2 separate regions of the Mus musculus genome follow, and region 1 is linked to region 2. The links are chromatin loops, found by intact Hi-C in ENCODE. Cell type or tissue: left cerebral cortex. All regions are shown on one strand.

Evidence for each region. Hi-C counts contacts between places; a loop is a spot of excess contacts. Peaks named below come from ENCODE experiments on the same cell type or tissue, not always from the same donor. Only the 100,000 strongest peaks of a DNase experiment are listed, where the experiment ranks them.
Region 1: it touches region 2 in a loop (3-fold over the local background); 22 of 42 quality-filtered maps call a loop at or near these places.

What each region holds. Positions count from the first base shown.
Region 1 is chr7:73,744,657-73,752,656 of GRCm38, reverse strand. All of the region lies in intron 1 of Fam174b (family with sequence similarity 174, member B), which reads right to left. Among named protein-coding and RNA genes, the nearest start is that of Fam174b, 8.4 kb to the right of the region's middle. In left cerebral cortex, a CTCF peak has its summit at 3,116 (motif pointing right); DNase peaks (open chromatin) are centred at 390, 3,167, 5,638 and 6,543.
Region 2 is chr7:73,659,488-73,667,487 of GRCm38, reverse strand. No RefSeq gene overlaps it. Among named protein-coding and RNA genes, the nearest start is that of Gm26176, 17 kb to the right of the region's middle. In left cerebral cortex, no CTCF peak of the experiment used is centred here; a DNase peak (open chromatin) is centred at 4,687.

The DNA of each region.
Region 1 (8,000 bases), 85 kb before region 2:
GGTCATATATGAGATATGAGTAGATATTATATTACAATCCATAACAGTAGTAAATCACAGTTATGAAGTACAAGTGAAATAATTTTATGGTTGAGGGTCACCACAACGTGATGAACTGTATTAAAGGGTCACAACATTAGGAAGGTTGAGACCCACTGCTCTAGGACAGACAGTAGCTAACGTTGGCAAGGATATGAAGAATCTAGGACCCTCATATGCGTCTAGTGAGTCACAGAATAGTATGATGGCTTGCTAAACAGTCATCAGCTTTTTTAAAAGTTAAGCACAGAAGTTAGCAAACAGCCAGGCAGGCTACTCTTAGTGCTGGAACCAAAGCCAAGTCAACCCCACATCCATGCAAACACTTACATGCAAATGTTCAATGCAGCACTGATCATAACAGCCAAAGAGCAGAAATGACTCAAATCTTTACCAACTGAGAAGACAGTTTCCCTGTTACTTTCCTACTGCTGTGATAAGGCACCATAGCCAAAGCAACTTAGAGAAGAAAAAGGTTATTGGGGGCTGACAGCTTCAGAAGGTGAGTCCGTGGCCATCTAGGCAGGAAGCATGGCAGGAGGCAGACAGCCACGGTACTACAACAGTAGCTTGAAAGCTTACATCCTGATACACAAGCAGGAGGCAGAGAGAGAGCTAACTGGGAATGATGTGGACTTCTGAACCCTCAAGGCCTATTGCCATGACACATCTCTGCCAACAAGGTCACACATCCCAATCCTTCCCAAACAGTTCTGTCAACTTGGGACAAGGCATTCAAATGTATGAGCCTATGGGGGCATTCTCATTCAAACACCACATATGGATATAGGAAAGGTGATTGACAAAGCTAGAGAGGCGGCTCAACAGTTAAATACAACTATGACTCTCAAAGAAGACCCAAGTTTGGTTCCCAGCACCCACACCTAGCAGCTTAAAACCCACTGTCACTCCAGCTGTCCGGGGAACACAAATCCTCTGATCTTGACACTCACATGAAAATATCCCTACATAGACACCCACACATACCCATAAATTCTGAACGAAGATCCATCTTGGAAAAATATAGATATACATTAATGAAAACAGGATGCTACTATTTGGTGGGAGGGGTAGAAATGAAGCAGTGTTTCATGCTACAAAACAGATAAACCCTGAGAAAATGCTAAGTAAAACAGCCAACATGTTGTATGATTCCAGCCACATGATACAGAAGTCAATTAGTGGTCACCTAGTGCCAGGGAAAGCCATACGGAGAGTGAGCCATAATGGATATGGGTTTCAGCCTGCAGTGATGACCACGTTCTAAAATTGATCTTTGTGATGGATGTATAACTCTATGAATAACCTACAAAAACGGTGCTGGATGCTCTAAAGAGGTGAACTGTGTAGCATGTGAGATAAGCCTCGGTGGAGATAAGTGTCTATGATTATTACATTAATGTCTCTATATAATCTCTCTGAAAATATTCCCAAGAAACCGACAGCATCTACTGAAGGAGACAGCTGAGGACACATGTGAATTTTGTTTAGTATCTCCTCCTGGTCCTTGTGCATGTTGAACCACATGAATAAACATTGGATTTTGCTGTCATTTTGAGACAGAGGCTCAGGCTGGTCTCCAACTTGCTCTATAGCCAAGGATGACCCTGAATGTCTGCCTCCTGTTTCCATGTCCTGAGGGTTGAGATGACAGGCATGGGCAACCTTGCCCAATGTCATGAACCAATTGTCGAGAATGGTAAGCAAGCACTCTACCAACTGTGCTACATACATCCCCAGACCAAGGTCTGTGCTTTTAAAAGTTCAAAGCAGATCATTAAATTTGAAATGGAGCAGGCTGCCTCCCCTGGAGGCCACCCAGGGGCTGCCTCATCCAAGTGGCTGTGTTCCCCTGACCTGGTGACTTGAGGACTCACAATCAACAATTCAACATCTGTGCACCTCAGCAATCTCATCCATAAGCCCTCACAGCCCTGCTGCCGCTTGAGGCGAAGTATGGTGGCACCTCTGTCACCAGGAACACACAGCAAAGAAAATGAAAACAGAATGTGGGAACTGGAGCGACCAAGAAGGCAGCTGCTGAGCATCGATGGGTGTGCACCCTGAGGGTGAGTCTTGATGCCTGGAGGTTGTGTCCAGGATTCAGAGGACATATCTGATCTTTGACCTCTGAGCTCTGTTCTGCACCTTCTGCTCAACATGAGAGATAACTAAGTTCCCCAGAAAAGCAATTAAACGTAAAGAATGGTAGAACACAACCCAGAACCTTCTTTCCAGTTCTGGCCTCTGTCATATCCTGTGCAGAAGTGCCTGAGTCCAACCTTAGCTGGGATCTCGACAGAAAAGCCAGCGTCACCTGTTCCCAATGCCTCGTTCCCCAGCAACCTGCCATGAGCACGGCCCACTGAGCTCCATCCTGAAGCACCCTGTCAGGTGTCTCCATGAGTCAGTATGATTTGAATCTCACCTTCCTCCACTGCAGATGGGCAACGTCAACTAAATGCAGTCAGGTGGAACATGGGTGTGTCTCATTACCACGGCAATAGCTTTAGGACAACCTCTGGCAACTTGGGCTCTGCCTCAGACACTCTGACTGAGCCTCCCGAGTGCCATGTTGAGAGTCTTCCCTGACCCCACTCCTCACCCAGTCACTGTGCTATCTCTCTTCTTGTTGCTGCCTCAGTGCAGCCGCACTGACCCAGCCCAGTGACTCAAAGCAGCAGGTCAACAACCCAAACACTACAGTGCCCTGTACATACAGGGAAACCTTGAGGTGGAAATGGTGTGATGGAAATGTGGGACAAACATAATGACAAATGGTGAGCATGGGCTGCCTTCAAATCAGAGACAAGAAGAGCGGTGGCAACTGGAGGTGTTGTAAAGGTACTTGCTCAAGTGCCTGTTTATTTGAGTTTGATCTCTGGGACCCACATAATGTAAGGTGATTTACAACTCCCACAAGTTTCCAACACATAACACTTCGGCACATGCTCACATACATGTGCAAACAAACACAACAATAAATAAGTGTAAAAACAGTACACACATTTGTGCATCCACACAACAAACACATAAATGTATAAAATAATAAGAGCAGTGTTGTGCTCAGCCTAAAGGGGGCAGCAGCAGCCAGCTCCTGTCCCTTCCTAGGCTGAGGCCCATGGACACTGTACCACCAAGTATCCTCACCTGAGGGGCCCCCAAAGCTTTATATTAAGTGTCCTCAAATCCCCCAGTTTTCAAAATCAGTACCAGATCAAACTGTCTGTGGTCTAAATTTCCAATTCCCAGGCCTTCGGTTGGCATAGTTTGTCTCAGTTCCTTAGCTGTGGTTTATATGGCCAACAGTGATATTTAATCGTTCTACTAAAAGCCTATGAACCCTGACAGATGTAATGATATTTACTTCAACCAGGATCCCCTCCTTCTCCCAATTCCATGGCAATTCTGCCATGGTCAACAAACCAATCTGCCCTTTGTCTCCACTCCCTTGGGATAGGCAAAAATAATACCAACTATAGATAAACCCCAACACAGGCATCCAGGACAGAAGGCACAGGGAGAGACAACACAATCCAGACAACCCATTAAGAGCTGAACTACAGATCTAGGAGCTATCCGTCCAACTGCCCAATAACCTGTCACCCATAGTCTCAAGGATGTCTCTTGTTCTCCAAGACAAATAGAGCACACCCTGGGTCTGACATGTGGAACGCTGCCACAACCAAGGCTCCTGGTCCTGTTCTGCCAGCTACCAGGTGTGTTTGCAAAGGGCTGAGTCTGTTTTGTTTGTATAGGAGGCTGGGGGCTGGGGAGACAAGCAGAGAGAAAAAGAAAATAACCTATAGAGTTCACTGTGTTTGGAGAACACTGGCAAGTGACAGTTGGTGGCCCACAGGAGGCTGAGAGACTGGAGTCACCATGCTGTAGGATACACAGTGATTGACCCTGTCAGCATCCACACACCATTGCCATGGTCAGAGACGTGACAGTCCTAGCTCTCCAACACTTCAAGAACTCAAGTCCTCTCAGAGGGAGAAACGCCCTGAGTTCCAGGCCCAATGCCCAGCTGCTCACAGGATTCACAACATTCACTTCTATTTCATCCCAAGTCAGAGTTGGGAACCTCAATAAAGCGTCCCTCACTGGAACAGGTAACATAAACTGTTCAGCACAGAACTTTGTACAAAATGAGGTATTCAGAGAGCAAGGCTTATTTCAGTCCAGGTTACAGTCCAGGTTACAATCCATCACTGACTTGGGAAAGGCCAGGCAAGGACCTGAAGCATCTACTCACACCCATGTCAAGAGCAGAGACCGAAGGAATACACTTAAGTCTACAACCCAGCTCACCTTTTCAACCTTGAAATAGCCCAGGACCCACCACAGGCTAGGTTCCCACATCAGCTAATGTAGTCAAGACAACCCCTTACAGACCTGCCGTGAGGCCAATCTGACCTAGACAATGACTCGAGACTCTCTTCCCTGGTGATTCGAAAGTGTGCTGACAGTTAGAACTAACTATTATACTTGCTTTGCCTTTCCAACCCTGGACGAAGCCCTTTCCCTCCTCCACAGCTAAGCCACAATCACCCTCCTCTTCTACAATGCCTTCCCAGGCCACTCTATCTCCAGCCAAAGCCACTTGTGGTTTACGGCTCCCCTGTTGAAATGCGTGGCTTCCTTCCCACCAAATGATCAATGAAGGGGGTAATCCTCCCTTCTACACTGATGTTCCTGGGCCTCTGGGGTGCTCCCTGTTCAGCACAGCACCTGTGTTCACAGAGGCACCCCTGAAACACACTAGGAAGAATGTGCTATCTCTTCAGCCAGACTCTCTCCTAGCTACTGGGCTGAGTGCTTGGGAGACCCACTTGACAAGGCCAAAGTACAGCCTGCCACATTGCTGGAGGCCCAGAAAGGGCCCAGCTGAGCATACAAGCACCTGGGGTTACATCCCTCCCAGCTACGGGGCCTCGGTTTCATCTAGACAATGCAGAAAGGGGAGGAAGGCCAACAGAGCCCTGGATGTGAGAAAAGCTCACACCTGAGAGGTTACAGAGCCCAAGGCTTCCCAGATCTGGGAGAATCCTACCAGAGTTCTCTGTGTCAAGGCTCTCGTCTAAGCCTTGCCTACCCAGAATGGGCTTCCTTCTCCCTGCAGCCCCAGAAAATAAACATGAAGCCTGGATTCCCGGCAGATCGCTCTCAGATTAGGAGACATTATTGGAGCTTTTTATTAAGTGATACCTTAAGAACGCGATTTCAAATGCCTGCTCCTAGAATGTTCCCCTTGCAAATCTTTAGACCCAAGCATGCACCCGAAACTACACACACAACTCGGGAAGCTTCAGCTCAAATCCAGGAGGGTTTCCTTTCTGGTGGGACACACCCACCCCACCCTGCCTCATCCCCCTTAGCCTTATACAAGTCTGGTATCACGAGAACCTACACTGAGCAAGAATATGTGTGTCTGGGAGTCTAGGAACGCCATGTAAGCCAAGGGCTCAGGGTTAAATTAAAGAGGGATTTGTTCTTCCCTTTTCAACTTGCTAGAAAGAACCAGTAGCAGGTGCCCAGGCCTAAAAGGCCTATTCATAAGGGCAGTCACAAGACGCCTCCTTTGCTGGGAGCTGAGTCATCAAAAGGACTGCTTAGAGGTGCATGCCCCCCGCCTGATTATTTTGACCACATGGCTGCCCCACTCACAAGCAGAAACTAAAAGGAAAGGTTGAATAGATACTACCTCTGTCTTCAGAATCATACTTTTTCAATGCCACAGGACACTTGGCTGCTTGAAGGGGAAACAGAGCCCTGTTTGGCACGGTGTTATTCTAAATACCCTGCCAGACCTCAGAAGCATGTACTGTAATTAATAATGGGGAATGGATACCGAGTAGGGTTCAGAAAACTGCCCACAATGCCAACCAGCCGACCAGAAACCAAGTCTGAGAGTTGTTTAGCCCCTGGATGTTTGCGGTCACATGATGGTGATGATTATATATGGTGTGTGTGTGTGTGTGTGTGTGTGTGTGTGTGTGTGTGTGTGTGTGTGTTGGCACTAGTTGTCTTCCTGTTACTCTCCACCTTGGTTTTCAGCACAGGTTCTCGAACTGAGGCTGGAGTTCAACCACCATCAGGGTGGTGGGCCAGTGAGCTTGATGGCTCCTCCCAAAGCACGCCACCCCAGGCCTGGAGCTACTGTTTATATCTAACTTTTCTCCTTGTTGTAAATAATAATAATAGAAAGTTTGAGACATTCAAGGTAAGTAGGAATTGGTATCCCCTTTTTAAACCCTAGGGAAGCAAACAGGGTATGTGACATGTGTGTCACCGTCTCTAGAACAAGGTGGTTGCTTGCCCTCACATCAGCCGGTGTTAAATGGCCTAGACTTCTGTCTTTCCAAGCCCTGGGGAAGCACAGAAACAAATTCTCTCAGATGAGAGGATTTCACAGAGATTTTGAAATAAGAAGGGGCTGAGCACACAGCCAACAGAGATGGGAGAGAAAAAGCGGCACCTGTTCGGTAAAACTGGGAGAGCAGCCAAGCCAGAGTGGGAAGCTGTGGTTTCAAGGTGTAAAGTTTCCCTGGCCTGCAGCCACACCATGAGCGAGGAAAAGTCCGACTCCCAAAGCTCAAAGGGACAGGTCCTGTAAGGGAACCCCTGGCATAGAAGGTCCTGACAACAGCAGTCTCTGTTCTGAGGGTCTCCCCTGACTGCACACAAGGTCAGCAGGATCTCCCAAGGTCAAAACAAGTAGGCAAAATCCTTTCTCTACTTCTACATGTGCTGCTGCTGCTGCTGCTGTTCCTCCTCCTCCTCCTCCTCTTCCTCCTCCTCCTCCTCCCCTCTCTCTCCTACCCTTCCACAATGGCATTAGGAAGCAAAACCAGAAGTGCCCATCCTGCTGGACCTCCAGGACCCTCACATGCACCATTGCTCTCCAGATTTGATCTCTTATATCAGTTTCCTGGATGGCAAAATACTAATACATCAGGCACATAAGGCGGCTCAGTGAATATGGCTCCTGCCACCCATCCCTAGGACCAAGTGATGAAGGGAGAGAACTGATTCCAACAATCTGTCCTCTAACCTAATCTATCTTTCTTTCTTTCTATCTATCTATCTATCTATCTATCTCTGTGTGTGTGTGACTCTCTCTCATAAACACACTCACACACACTAAATAAATGAATGAAAATGTGATAAAAAGTAAAATAGATAAAATTCAAAATATTTATTAACACATAGAAACATCCTGGACTCCAACCCTCAAAAACCAAAGCCCAATTAAACGTTTATAAGTTGCCTTGGTTACAGCATTTTATCACAGAAAAAGTAAAGCAACTAAAACAGATAGGAAAACTCAGATTAAATGTGAGTCCTGGGGCTCCGTGGGTAAAAGCATGTGTTATACAAGCATGGAAGCCAGAGTTCAGATTCCCAGAACCCAGCCTGAGTGTGGCTGGGGATGCCGGTAAGGCAGCACTGGGTGGATGGAGACAGGGGGATCAATGGGTTTGCTGATAGCCATCCCTAATTGAAGAAAAAAAAATGTGAACACCAAATACGGTGAAAGATCCTGTCTCAGGGACATACAGAGCAGTGGAGGAGGACACCCAAAATCATCCCGGGGCCTCCACACACATGTGCACATTGGTATGCACACACATGTATATGCACATGCCAGCACACATATGTGAAGAGAGACAGCTGTGAACAGCTGCCAAGCAGAAACTAAAGAAATGAAGAACAGAGGAGGGAGATGCTATGGTATACCCAGGGCATGGGAAAGCATCAGAAAGCCAGGCAAGCCTAAGTGTCAGGTACAAGCAGAGGACCCCAGAGGCATGGCTACACAGAGCATACCCTGATACCCAACCAGGAAAACCAAGAATGAGGGGTCATGGCCAGGGGTACACCCCAGATGTCTTCCCACTGTTCTTCAGGATACAGTGTGTGTGCATGAATACATGACTCAGAGCTGTAAAGGAGTC
Region 2 (8,000 bases):
CTCTGGATTGCTATTTGAAATTCCCCAATGTTTAAATGTTGGCTGAAAAGAGAAAATACTCTACGGGCCAACTAAAACACAAGCAAAGCCAGCTACAGCCGCAACCAACCCGTCTGAGACCTTTACTCCACAATATTTTGCTTTTAAGAGGTGGGGTGTGGAGGAGGGAGGGAGGTTGGGGGAGGTTTTATTTATTTATTTAGGATTATTATTATTATTATTATTTTGTTTGGGGGATGATGATGTTTTGAGAACCTGTATGATGAACTTCGGGAAATTCTGTTATTTTCCATGACCCCTGGGGCATGGGGACTTCAAAGCAAAGGAAAGCAACCACCATCACGTTACTCCAGCTTTCTGCAGCCCATCCCCCTCCTCCAGGGACCCATCTGATAAAGGGCTAGATGCTGAGATTTAAGGAGCTGGGGTTCTCCCCTCCTCAGGCTGCTGCCTACCCATTGTCCTGCCGCCTTCCACTTTGAAAGCTTAGCGGTGATCACTGTCTCACAGGGCAGAATGCTGGGGCTATGGGAAGGATATGATCACTGTCTCGAAGGGCAGAATGCTGGGGCTACGGGAAGGATATGAACTGGGATGTGGGAAGGATATGAGCTAGGATTTTTCATCTTACTGTGTATCCCAGGTCAAGAAACCAAGAGGAAAAGCAAATGTGCCAGAGGTTCCTGCAAAAAGGCAGATTAGTGTCAACCTCCCAAGCCAGGTACTTTGGGGTCCTGTCATCCTCTGAGTTTGGCTGTGGCAACCACCCCACTCAAGCTCCAGTGACACGATCCAATCTCATACTCAAGGAAACATTTCAAGGAGACATGGAGGACTCCTTGGAGGATGTCTGGTCCTAATCACCCACATCCCTTTCCCAGCAGCTAGAGAATACTCACAGCATCACCCTAGGTGGGATGAGTGCAAGCAAGCCTGCAAGACAAGACAGACTCCAGAGAAGATAAAGACAGAAGTCAGCCACACGCCCTAAGTGTCAAAGAGGGTGTCAGATAGGCTGGGAGCACTCCGTGCAGCCCCTCAGAATACAGGCAATGCTGAGATATTTTTCTCACACACTTTGATCAGGCTTGGATGAACTCCCTGCCCTGTGCCCTGAGCAATCCAAACCACAATTGTCCATCCTTTGTGCGTCCCCAGCCAGGAGACTCAAGCCACAATTTTCAGCAATAATAGCTTACAGTAAAAGTGTCTCTTTTCACAGCCCCCTCAAACAGAAAGCAGAGGGTTTTCAAGGCAGCCCCCTGTTCTCCAGACCCTAGATCGTGCAGTCCACTTCAAGTTCCTCAGCAATGGGGGAAGAAAATTACCTGACCAACAAAAGATGTCAGCAAACCACAGCCAACTGCACACTGACTGGGACAGGAGTGGGACTTCTTAAATGGCTTCTTCAGGAAACTCTGGAACGGTGTGAAACTCCCACATATTGAGAAAGGAAAGAACAAAGCCCACCTCACCCAGCTCCTGCCCATCCACCATCTCCAGGTCTCCAGGAGACAACGCCCGCCCACCGACCCCTCTCCCCATCCTCGGTACTGGAGAGTCTTTGCTCCTGGAAGTGTCTGTTTTCATAAAGTAAGAGAACAGTCAGAAACAACCACCTTCACTTCTGCAGCTGGGGGTCAGTGAGCGCCTGCCTAGCATGCAAGGCCTGGATCCTACCTCCAACCAGGCAGGAAAGGGAGGAGGGTTAAGGGAGAGAGAAGTCATTCCTTTTCTGGTGATGATCTAAGCTGATTTCCAATCTGTTACCACCACAAACAGCAATGCCAAGTCCCACTCAGCGTATAAAGCACGTGGCATTGCTGGGGTGTAGCTATGGACATTTGCCATTCTGACCAATATTTACTACGTTGACTACTGACCCACTTATATGCCCTCTGTCGGGCTGTTTTATGCAACTTTAAAAATTAGTTGCAGCCAAGTACTTTAAGATGTGTGTGCAGCTTGTGATCCTGGTGGCTGGAGGGCCTATACAGCATGATACTGGCCCCCTAGCTGTATCACAATTCAGTAGATACCAGGAAGAGATCACATGACACATGGGGACATCAGACAGTGGAGACACACCAGTCTAATCACCCCCTTTATTTTTTAATCACTGTGTGTAGGGTTGGGGGTTGGAGGATGCCACCACCGCACACGTGTAGAGATCAGAGGACTACTTTGACATTTTTACATGGATTCCAGAAATGGAACTAGGGTCCTTAGGCTGGTGTGCAAATGCTCAGCTGCTCCAGTTCCCGTCACTGCTTCGGCTGAGATTCAATGTCCCCCATGTAGCTGCACTGGCAAGGGGGAACAGCTGCTCTGCACACTGGCAGAATAAACAAAAGTGCCCTCACCAGTAAAGCAAGGGAGTCGGTGACAAAGACTGGTGTCCCTGCAGAGAGGGACTCTGTAGAATGCTTGATACAGACCTCCTGGAGTCTTCAGGGCTACAGCCTCCCAGAGCCCCACAGCAAGAGGCAGCTCACCAAATCCCGTCCCATTGGACTCCATCCCCTCTCTCCCTTCTGTCTGCTGCCTCCTCTCCATCCGTGCTTCCCGGGGATTGTCTCCTAAACCACTTGTGTTCTAATGCTAGCCTAGGGTCCCCACCCTAACACAGCTGTCATTACTGCTATTTATTAGGGGAAGGGTGTAATGTTCCCCTAAAAGGAGGAACACATGAGTGAGAAACAATGGTCAGACACAGAGAGAGGCAAGGAGGTGAGGCCACACATCACGCAGGCCAGACCCGTGCCTCTCAAGTTTCAAAACAGCACTTTTGTTGGTGGTGGCTTGGTTCGATTTGGTCTGTATGAGTACCTGTATGTAACACACGTGTGTAGACATGTACATGGGGTGGAGTTTGGGAGGGTGAAAGCAGAGGTTGTCATCAAGTGTCTTCTCTACACTTTTTTTTTTTTTTGAAATGTATTTATTATGTACAGTGTTCTGCCTGGAGGCCAGAAGAGGGCACCAAGATTACATTACAGATGGTTGTGAGCCACCACGTGGTTGCTGGGAATTGAACTCAAGACCTCTGGAAGAACAGTCAGTGCTCTTAACCTTTGAGCCATCTCTCCAGCCCCACCCTATTTTTTTTTAATTCTTTTTTGTAAAACTGTTTAATTCCCCAAGTCCTGTCCATTTTTTAAGTGTATTTCTAATTGATCCCTCCCCGTAGTGTTCCATGTCCTCCCTCCAGCCCCTTCCAGCTACCCCTCCTCAAACCCCTCCCGTGTCTCAACCCAACTCTCAAGTTGAAAGCCTCTCTTCTTTGATGCCTATTATTGTTTTATACATACACACATACACACAGTGTCAATCCTGATACCACATATATACCAACAAAAACAGATCAGCAGATTTTATTTTTATATTTGTGCATACACATACATACGCTCATGTTTTTGTTTTGCCGGTTGGAGGTGGTGTTTATTTTGGGTTTATTTTTGTTGTTGTTTGTTTTGTCTTTTTTTGGTTTAGTTTTTGTTTTTTGTGTTTTGTCTTTTTTTTTTTTTTTTTTGGCATGGTTTCTCTATATAGCCCTTGCTGTCCTTGAACTGGCTCTGTAGACCAGGCTGGCCTCACAGAGATCTGCCTGCCTCTGCCTTGTGAGTGCTGAGACCACACCCAGCCACTCACCTTATGTTTTAAGACAGGGTCTCTCACTAGCCAGCAAGGCCCCGAGATTCCTCCTCTCTGTGCCTCCTCAGTGCTGGGATCACAGATGCACATGTGCCTGGCTTTTGACTTGGGCACTGGGAATCTGCACTCAGTGTCCAGCTCTTTATTTTATGGGTTGTTGGTAAGCATAATTTTTTGCAACCTATGTTTAATAAGGGTTCAACCTCTCCTCTGACCCACCACCCAGCAGAGATAGCAGAAGAGATAACTGGGAGCCACTGCCTTCCCTTGAGCCGTCTGCTAAGAAGGACTGCATGACAGTGTACCACCACCACCCATGTGAGTGTGTGTGTGTGTGTGTGTGTGTGCGCGCGCGCATGTGTGTGTTTTACTAGGAATGGAGTATAGAATTTAATTTCTGCCAGGCAAACAACAATCTATTGTTGAGCCTTATCCATTGACCTTTTTTCTGTTGTTTTTGATTGGTTGCTTTGTTCTTTGGTTTGTTTTTTTTAAGACAAGGTTTCTCTGTGTAGCCCTGGCTGCCCTGAAACTCACTCAATAGGCCAAGCTAGACTCTGCCTCCCTGCTGGGATTAAAGGCATATGCCACCACTGACCAACTTTCTATTTTTGAGACAGAGTTTCATTACTTTGCCCAGGCTAGCCTGCAGCTCCCTCTGTAGTCCTGAGCAACCCCTTAAACTTGCAGCCTTCCTGCCTCAGCCTCCTAAGGAGCTGGGCTTACAAGCCTGCACCACAGGGCCTTGGCCTCTCCTTTTACCCACACTGTTTTAAATTGTGGTAAGATACACATAAAACCACCATCTCAAAGGCCTTGGAGTGGCTCATATCCATTGTAAGGGTACTCCACTTTCAGATCTAAAGGTAAGGTACAATTGGCATGTAAATATTCCTTAGTGGGTCCTCTCACTCCCTACCACATCCCACGTTTCCATAGAGTCAACCTCCCACTGCCTGTGCCGGTTGCTAGCTTCCTAACAGGATTTTTTGGGCCACCTCCCCCTCTTGTCTTACTTCCTCCGGCTCTCTTACCTGTTTTCTGGGAAAACTCCTGCCAGTGAGTCTCTCTGCTGAGGGGACACAAGGAGCCCAGGCTCAAGGCCTAATAGACATTGTGCAGCTTCTGCTCTGAGTCCATCAAGAAACAATAATAAACAACACCGCTCACGCAGACTGGAAGGTCAGCCTCCTGGTCCAAAGCAAATATCCTCAGCGAGAAGGGAAAAGTGCCCCAACTCTGACGCCATGCCAGGTAGGCAGAACGTGACTGCGCACATCTTTCTTGGGAGCTTCCAGAGTGCATCTCCCTCAGAGGGACAGTTTTAAAGAAATGCTAGGGTTTTTGTTTTGTTTTGTCTTTCCCTTTTTTTATAGTTGGTGTTTGTTGCTGTTGTTTTGTGAGGCCTGACCACAGCTACTCTACAACAGTGTTTCTCAACCTTCCTACCCTTTAACACAGTTCCTCATGCTGTGGTGACCCCAACCATAAAATTATTCCCACGGGTGCTTCATAACTAATTTTGCTACTGGTATGAATCGTAATGCAAACATCTGTGTTTTACAATGGTCTTAGGTGACCCCTGTAAAAGGGCTGTTTGACCCCCAAAAGATCACAGACAACAAGTTCAGAACTGCTTTGACCTTTCGCCAAAGGTTGTTCTCTTCAGCCCAGCATACTACTTCAGATAGGACACCGGGTGCAGTGGAAGAGGAAGGGGACATGGCCTAACCAGCCTGGTGACCAATGAGCTGACAAGGGTTGCAGCCAGCTCACCCTCACATCTGTTTTGTTGTTTTCTGTTGGTTGATTGACTGTTGAACTGCCTCATTTAGCACAGGCTAGCCTTAAACTTACTGTATAGCAGAGGATGGCCTTGAACATCTGACTTTCATGTCCACCTGAAATTACTGCCATGTGACACTATCTCAGCTAGTAGATGATGTTTCATTAAAATTACTTCTACTAGCATTTGTTTCTCTACTGTGAGTGTGTGCGTGCACATGAGTGTGTGTGTATGAGTGTGTGTGTGTGCATAAGTATGTGTGTATGAGTATGTGTGTATATGAGAGTGAGTGTGTGTGTGTGTGTGTGTGTGTGTGTGTGTGTGTGTGTGTATCAGAGGATAACTTGCAGGAGTTGATTTTTCTTCCACCATATGAGTCCCAGGAATTGAGCTCAGGTTGTCAGGCTTGGCAGCAAACACCCTTACACAATGAACTATTTCAATGCCCTACCCTATCCACCATACTTCTGCAAAGCTGCCCTTGCCAGGATAGGCTCAGTCACCACCATAAGTAATAAGGAATGCACGCAGAAGCCTCTCCCTTCCAGGAAGGCCGAAGGGACCTCTGATTGAGTTAGGAAGCTGCATAAAGAGCATCTTATAGAGACTCAAATCCCTCCCAGAGCCAGAGAAGGCCCAGAAACCACTGTCTGAACCTGGGACTGCACAGCTGTCCTCAGAAGCAGGGAGTGAGCGGGCAGTGCTCTGTGGATTCTTGGGAACAAAAAAGCCTGTTCCTTAATGAGGTTTCCTAATTTAGGGCGGGAGAAAACTTTTGAGCTATTATTAGGCAACAATAAATGGGACTCATTTAACTGTCCTACTTTTAAAAATTAACTTTGCTTTTTTAAATTAAAGAACTATTTTTATCCGAGCATGGCAACTCATGTCTATAATTTCAGCACTCAAGAGGCAGAGGCAGGAGGATCACCCTGAGTTTGAAGCTGGCTTTGGCTCAACAATGAGGAAGGCATAGGAGGAGTGGTAGGAAGAAGAGGAAGAGGAGTAGGAGGAGGAGGGCAAGAATGGAAGAAAATTATTTTAAAACATCAGAGGACTTTGGAGATCACATGATAAAACCTCTAACATGATCTTGACCTTGGTGACCAAAGTGTAGATTTAATAAACCGGATTAAATGACCTCAAAGGCTTTGTCCAGGTCTGACATCTAGATTTTGCTCTTGGGACTGGTAACTTGGGTAGTTTGGGTTTGCTTTGCATTGGCTTCTGTTTTGCAGGCTGAAGGCTAAACCCAGTATCTCACACGTGCGAGGCGGGTGTTCTACTGCGTTCCACCTCAGCACCTACGGATTGTTTACCCTCCCCTCCTCTGACTGGAGACTCCTAGAGACATGAGTTGAATCTCTCTCCTCCAAATACTTGGGATCAGAAGGACAAATTTGAGGGGTTTTGAGATATATGGGATGGGGAGGCTTGCATACACATAGTGTAATTCTTGGGAATGAGACCCAAATCTAAACACGAAAAATTCATTTACATTTTATATACACCTTGTATTCACATCATCTGAAGGTGACTTCATGCCATATTATTAATCTGCCTGCATTTTCCACAACTCATCAAACAAGGTTGTGTGGGATTTTCCACATATAAACCATGTCATTCATGGCTCAAAGTTTTGGATGTTGGCACCTTTACAATTCCAAATGATGAAGGATGCAGAATGTGTGCTTGAACCTTCGGTTTAAACACCTTCATTTTATCTCTCTTGACTCTTGAGGTCTTTAGATCCTGTTGGGGGCCATGATAGCGCCTGCCTGCTTGGGATCCTCACTCAGCTTCCACATAGATCATGCTACTTACAGGAGAAGCGGGGACATCTCCCATCTGCTATCTACACGACAGGAGGGAAACAATGTCCTTTAGGAGTTCCAGATGTTAAGTCACCCCGTGTCGTCGGAGATCTTCCAGCTGAGTTCACAATACAACTCCTAACCTGGAGAGGAAGTTCACGCACACCAGAGGGGTGGCCTGCCTGGCACGGTGAAGGCTTTAAAACCTATGCTCATAAAACAGGATGGGAAAATTCATCTGTGAGTTTTACAGCCTACAAAATTTGCAGTATGTCTTTTATGGATGCTCTTTAATGTTTCCTGCAAGGAAGATGAGCATAGACCCTGGGGAAAGTGCCGGCTCCACCTCCCTACTTGGAAACCAGACAGGCTGTCTCTCCATATTCAGAAAGGGGTCCTTTGGCAGGCAGGCATCCGGTAGTTCATCCCCATTTCTCTGGACCTCAAGCTACATAACAAAGGAAGCCGACTGCTTTTGGCATGAATTCACTTGTAAGGCCCAGGTGTTTGGGAGGCTTTCCTTTCATGTGGTTATACTGAAGAAGTGTGACACCTCCCCTCCAAAAAAAGTTAATGGGCTGGTGAGCTGGCTTAGTGGTTAAGAGCGCCGACTGCTCTTTCAAAGGTCCTGAGTTCAAATCCCAGCAACCACATGATGGCTCACAACCATCCATAACAAAATCTGATGCTCTCTTCTGGAGTGTCTGAAGACACACTACAGTGTACTTACATATAATAAATAAATA